Regions from separate parts of the Homo sapiens genome. Here region 2 is linked to region 1. Evidence: chromatin contacts called from ENCODE Hi-C or POLR2A ChIA-PET data. All regions are on one chromosome and are shown on one strand. Each heading gives the region's core, a stretch centred on a gene start or an enhancer-like site at or near the end of the contact. The rest is flanking DNA. Distances are from core to core; before and after follow the strand shown. Region 1 overlaps EEA1 (early endosome antigen 1). Region 2 has its middle 20 kb from the start of LINC02413.

Region 1 (2,979 bases), core at 233-2,732:
TTCAGCTGTCTTTGCTGTTGTAGATCTTGCAAAGCCTGCTCCTTGCTTGCTTTAACTTCAAGACTATCAGCTTCTAGTTTCTATGAAAGAAATATGATATGGCAGCCATTTTAATATTAGTAATTATCAATCTATTATTAAATACTATAACATTTTTGTTTATATTCAAACAGGTGTGACATACAAAAAAAAATTTATTATAATAAAAAACATATTCTGAAACCATTACTAAGGGTGTTATTTATTTTAAAATCTTTCAGAAGACCCAGCAGAAAGCTTTATACATGATAGACTGCCACTAAGTGTTGGTGTTTAAAATTAATTCTGGGCTGGGCGCGGTGGCTCACACCTGTAATCCCAGCACCTTGGGAGGCAGAGGCAGGCAGATCACTTGAGGTCAGAAGTTCGAGACCAGCCTGGCCAACATGGTGAAACCTTATCTCTACTAAAAAAAAAAAAAAAAAAAAAATTAGCCAGGCGTGGTGGCCGGTGCCTGAAGTCCCAGCTACTCAAGACGCCGAGGCAGGAGAACGGCTTGAACCTGGGAGGCAGAGGTTGCAGCGAGCTGAGATCGCACCACTACACTCCAGCCTGGGCAACAGAATGAGACTCCATCTCAAAAAAAAAAAAAATTAATTCTGAATGAAACAATCAACTTAAAAGAAACATAGAAACATAAATAGTTATTATCTCAGTAAAAGTTATTAACTCAAGTATGAAAAAATAAGTTAACAGGTTCACTGATCTACTCACTTAAAACATATTATCTTTTATAGTCACAGTTAAAAACACTGATGTAATTATAAGATATTTAAAACTAAAATGAAGTTCTCACGTACTCCTTCTCATTAACACCTATTGATCCTAAATATAAAGCCAATTAAGTTCCTGATTTTGCTTCTTTAATCTCTTGGACTAGATGACATTGTTGTTCTTCAGAATATAGTTTGCATCTCACATGTATACATGTAATTATGTGTGTATTTTTACAAACTTACAAAATCAAACTGTTGAATATAAGTTTGAAAAGCTTTACACAATGCATTTCCTTGCAGTGGTAGTGATTTTGCACACTAAATATTTTATAAACTGATTGGTATCTGTAGCCCTTACCATTGACCTACACTGAAAATATTCATTAAATAAAAGATATTTGATGTAGCTAAATTAATTATACATGTCTATATAAAAAATATGATACTCCCTAAAATGATAATTACAAAGTGTTAGAGCTGATAATCACAATAAAAACTCAGTTCTAAATAACCACTATTTTTAATAGGTACCCAAAAAGAATTCTCATTAGACACTTTTCAGTAAAATAATACTTCTGTTATTTTTAACCATGCCTAAAGTACCTTGCCTTTGCTATTATCGTTTGTCATAAAGAAAAAGGAACCTATAAACAGAATTGTAAATGTAATTATTCCCCCATACTATATTGGTATGTATGTACATATATTCATTTCATGACTCTAAACTTATACACACACGCTTCACCGGGTTGAGGAAGTATAAGTTACATATATAGTAACTTGAGAAGTTTTTGTTTAACTGATAGTAGCTCAATTTTTAAAAATTTTTTTTTTTTTTATTTTTAGCCAAAGGCAGTTAAGCAGCAAGCGGTTCTAATTTGAAGGACACAAAAACTCAGGTCAAATCCTTCTGAGATGTCTAATCATCTTATCTCTTCAGTAAATCAACACATTCATATGGAGTTGTGTTAAAGTAAGATACAGTTTATCATAGTCTCAATGTGTTTTTAAATTAGAAGCAAAATCCAAAGGGTATAAAGTTCTAAAAAGGAAAAGTCTACCATATCTGAAATGTGATATTGGAGTAAGTTGGTAAGAGATGGAAGAATGAAGGAACAGAAGAGACTTCACAACAAAAAATTGAGAAGTTCCTTGTAATGGTAGAGTAGATACCTGGTTATCTGTCTTTGGAAAAAGTAACACATTACAATGGAATCAGTATGTAAGTTGACTGTCATTTATAAAAGATGCTCATTAAGGGAGACATTAAAAATAAAGATAGAATTCAAACTTAAGACATGAAAAATTACAAGCAATTTTTTAAAAATTTTATACCACAACTTCACCTTTCTTTGTTAACTAAAAATCTTTGATTCCATGTAGGTCATGAGATTCCATTGCTACTGAAGTAGAAAATATGACTAAATTCAACTTCTTTTATACAAACCTTAATTTGACCTTCTAGCTCTTCGGTTTTCTGTTCTAAAGAGAGGTATTTCTCTTTATATTCTTTAAGATGACTTTCCAGCTGACTGCAATGTTCTTGCTTGTCTTGTAACTTTGCAGTGACCTGATCCAACTGAGTAGTAATCTTATTTAACTCCTTTAGAAAAGTACAATTGAAGAAAACTTTGGTAAGGTTTACTATATTGTAGTGGCCAAATGTTCAACGTAAAATTGAAAACTCTAATTTTATTTAAAAAAATATTTGGAGTAAGAGCTCAGATAAATCTAATGATATATCAGAGGCTATACTTACCTACCAATATAAACGACATGAACTAAATTCTTGCATAGTCTGAGATCCTAAGTTTATATGTATAACAGTTTAATAACTTTTCAATGTTTATCTAGGAAGAATTATTTTAGGAGCCAAATATTAGCCAGGCTAATAATAAAATAACACTTTTATATTATAATTAAATATTTTCAATGTTCAAGACACCAATTTTTAAAACTATTTTTTAAAAATATTACAGTGTTTACATTTATGATGCTTTTCAATTCATTTGGAATATCCAGTTGCACAAAAAAAAAAAAATAAAATAAAAATTACTAGTAAATCTACTATGTACCAAAAGTAGGACACATACCAAATTTAACAGCAAACATTCCATTCAAATGGGCTTTTCATAAAGGGTAAATATAGAAAACTGTTTTGTTCTGTTTTTTAACTTGATATACTTCTGTATTGTTTTTTAAAAAATGGACCAATAAAGCCAGG
Region 2 (2,970 bases), core at 295-2,794, 160 kb after region 1:
TGCATTTATGGGTTGTATCCATTTTCTTCTTTTTTTTTTTTTTTTTGAGACAGAGTCTCACTGTCGCCCAGGCTGGAGTGCAGTGGCGTGATCTCAGCTCACTGCAACCTCTGCCTCCTGGGTTCAAGCGACTCTCCTGCCTCAGGCTCCCAAGTAGCTGGGATTACAGGCATGCGCCATCACACCTGGCTAATTTTTCTATTTTTAGTAGAGATGAGGTTTCACCATGTTGGCCAGGCTGGTCTCGAACTCCTGACCTTAGGTGATTCACCCACCTCGGCCTTCCAAAGTGCTGAGATTACAGGCATGAGCCACCGCGCCCGGCTGGGTTGTATCCATTTTCAACTGTTATATAAAATGCTTCAATAAATGCTTTTGTAAACTTATCTTTCCACAATTGTATAAATATCTCCTTAGGTTGAATTCCTAGAAATGGAATTGCAGGGTAAAGAGTATGCACTCTGTGTGTGTGTGTGTGCATATGCATTTGTGTATACTGTCAAATTGCCCCCAGAAATTACGTATAAACTTTCATTCCCAATTTATAGATGTTTATACACATTTGATGAGACAAGATTTTAGCTGGGCTGGGTGCAGTGGCTTACATCTATAATCCCAACACTTTGGGAGGCTGAGGTGGGAGGATCCCTTGAGTCCAGGAGTTTCAGATCAGCCTAGGCAACATACGGAGACCCCATCTCTCTCTCTCATTCCATATATATATATATATATATATATTTTTTTTTTTTTTTTTTTTTTTTTTTTTGAGACAGAGTTTTTGCTCTTGTTGCCCAGGCTGGAGTGCAATGGCGTGATCTCCGCTCACTGCAACGTCCGCCACCCAGGTTCAAGCGATTCTCCTGCCTCAGCCTCCTGAGTAGCTGGGATTACAGGCGCCTGCCACTGCACCCAGCTAATTTTTGTAGTTTTAGTAGAGATGGGGTTTCACCATCTTGGCCAGGCTGGTCTTGAACTCATAACCTCATGATCCACCTGCCTCGGCCTCCCAAAGTGCTGGGATTACAGGCGTGAACCACCGCGCCCGGCCCCCGTCTCTATATTTTAACTTTTTTGTTTAAAAAACGTTTTAGCTATTTTTTTAAAGTTGCCAATCTGGTAGCTGAAAAATAATAACTTATTGTTTTGATTGTATGTTATAGTCATTAATGCTCCCCCCAAGCACATGATAAGATTTAATTTTATGAGCTGGGCATGGTGGCTCATACTTGTAATCCTAGCACTTTGGGAGGCTAAAGCAGGCAGATTGCCTGAGCTCAGGAGTTTGAGACCAGCCTGGGCAACATGGCAAAACCCCCTTTCTACTAAAAATACAAAAAAAATTAGCTGGGCGTGGTGGCACATGCTTGTAGTCCCAGCTACTAGGGAGGCTGAGGCACGAGAATCGCTTGAACCTGGGTGGCTGAGTTTGCAGTGAGCCGAGATCACACCACTGCACTCCAGCCTGGGCAACAGAGCGAGACTCTGTCTCAGAAACAAAAACAAACAAAAAAGAGATTTAATTTTATGGCCCTTGAGGTTAAGCGGGGCCATGTGACCTGGTCTGGTCATTGAGTTGTGAATAGCAATGGTATGTGTCACTTCTGGGTTGAGCAAGACCTTTCAGAGTTCTCTTTCACTTCTGCAATTGATTACCAACAATGTTTCAGAAAATGGCCTGGGTCCCATAATTGATTAACATAAACATACTCTGTTCAGTTTGATAGAACAACATGGAATAAAGACTCTAAGTAAGGCATGATGAGTATGAACAAAAAATATGACTTCTTTGTTGTAAGCCACTGAGACTTAGGGTTGAGCGTTATGGCAGCATTATCTACACCATCCTGACTAATACATTAAACATCTTTGCTCACTACTGAGACTAAACATATTTTCCTGTATTTATTGACCATTTATTTGGACTTCCCTTTTTGTGAATTTTCTGCTCATGTCCTTGCATGTTAATTTTTTAAACATATGACGCTCAGCTACACATTTGTTAAACCTGGACCTGATCATCACTGAGGTATCAGGGAGAAAGATGAAGTCTGTGAACTAAGAAAAATAGATGTATCACAATAGTCTCTAATACCCAGGGCAAGATTTCTCCAATCTACCTTTAAGGATCTGAAAATCCTTTGCCACAAATTGTTTTTTTTTAAAGCCATGTGCTTTCATTCAATGATAATGTCAAAATTAATAGAAGCATATTTTGGATCATTTGAATGGTCACTTTATAACTGAAGGATGTTATTTACTTTTATGATCAAAATGGTTTCTTATGGGCATCAATACCACTACTTTTATCCACACAGACTCATAAGAAAAAAACAAATGTGAACATAATACATAATGTAATGTTTTTGCACCAAGTGAGGGACAAGTGGTATTTCAGCATATTGTACACAGTAAGATCAGAGGTTGCACAGCAGAATTACTAAAGAAAATTGTGGGAGCATTGGGTCATCCCACAGTCTGCAAGCAGGCTCAGCTCAAAAGAATCTGGCCCAGAACACAGCACCACTTTCACATTGTCACTTATCTCAGTTATGGTCCTTTGCTTGCAAACAACAGACATAGATTCTGACTAATTTAAGCAATAAAGAACTGATTGGAATAATACAAGAAAACACAGTATTCAAGCAACAAAAAGAACAAATCAGGCTCAAAAAGAACCAGACTAGGGGATCTCCAGGGGCTTCAGTACCAGAAATTCCTGAATCAGTACATTTTGGATGCTGCCAAGAAAATGACTCAATGACTCAATCCAGTCTTCTTTTTTTTTTGAGACAGGCTCTTGCTCTGTTGCCCAGACAGGAGTGCAGTAACCCTATCATGCCTCACTGCATCCCTGAACTCCTGGGCTCAAGAAAATCTCTTGCCTCAGCTTCTTGAGCAACTAGGACTATAGGTGCATGCCACCACGCCTGGCTAGTTTTTTAAAATTTATTTTTTGTAGAGACAGGATTT

Evidence for each region. A loop is a pair of places that touch in the nucleus more often than their neighbours do. ChIA-PET counts read pairs that join two places held with the same protein, here RNA polymerase II (POLR2A). Pooled maps may share reads with other maps.
Region 2: a loop to region 1 is called in a pooled map, with 2.5 times the contacts of the local background. The contact joins two enhancer-like sites. A Hi-C loop is called at or near these places in 10 of 168 maps with a recorded cell type or tissue (CD4-positive, alpha-beta T cell, CD4-positive, alpha-beta memory T cell, CD8-positive, alpha-beta T cell and 6 more), 18 of 37 single-sample maps with no recorded cell type and 14 of 50 pooled maps. POLR2A ChIA-PET finds 5 or more read pairs at or near these places in 3 of 52 experiments (GM12878, WTC11 and activated CD4-positive, alpha-beta T cell).

Annotation. Positions count from the first base shown.
Region 1 is chr12:92,809,077-92,812,055 of GRCh38, forward strand. It overlaps EEA1 (early endosome antigen 1), which reads right to left. Exons shown (of 29, transcript NM_003566.4): 17 at 2,203-2,358; 18 at 1-80. Among named protein-coding and RNA genes, the nearest start is that of PLEKHG7, 110 kb to the left of the region's middle. Within about 2 kb of position 1,483, at least 2 of the 41 ENCODE cell types and tissues checked have a DNase peak (open chromatin) inside an H3K27ac peak, as active enhancers do; they include GM12878, where a contact is called at or near this core.
Region 2 is chr12:92,969,572-92,972,541 of GRCh38, forward strand. No RefSeq gene overlaps it. Among named protein-coding and RNA genes, the nearest start is that of LINC02413, 20 kb to the right of the region's middle. RefSeq lists enhancers at 1,191-1,260, 1,741-1,790. Within about 2 kb of position 1,545, at least 10 of the 41 ENCODE cell types and tissues checked have a DNase peak (open chromatin) inside an H3K27ac peak, as active enhancers do; they include GM12878, where a contact is called at or near this core.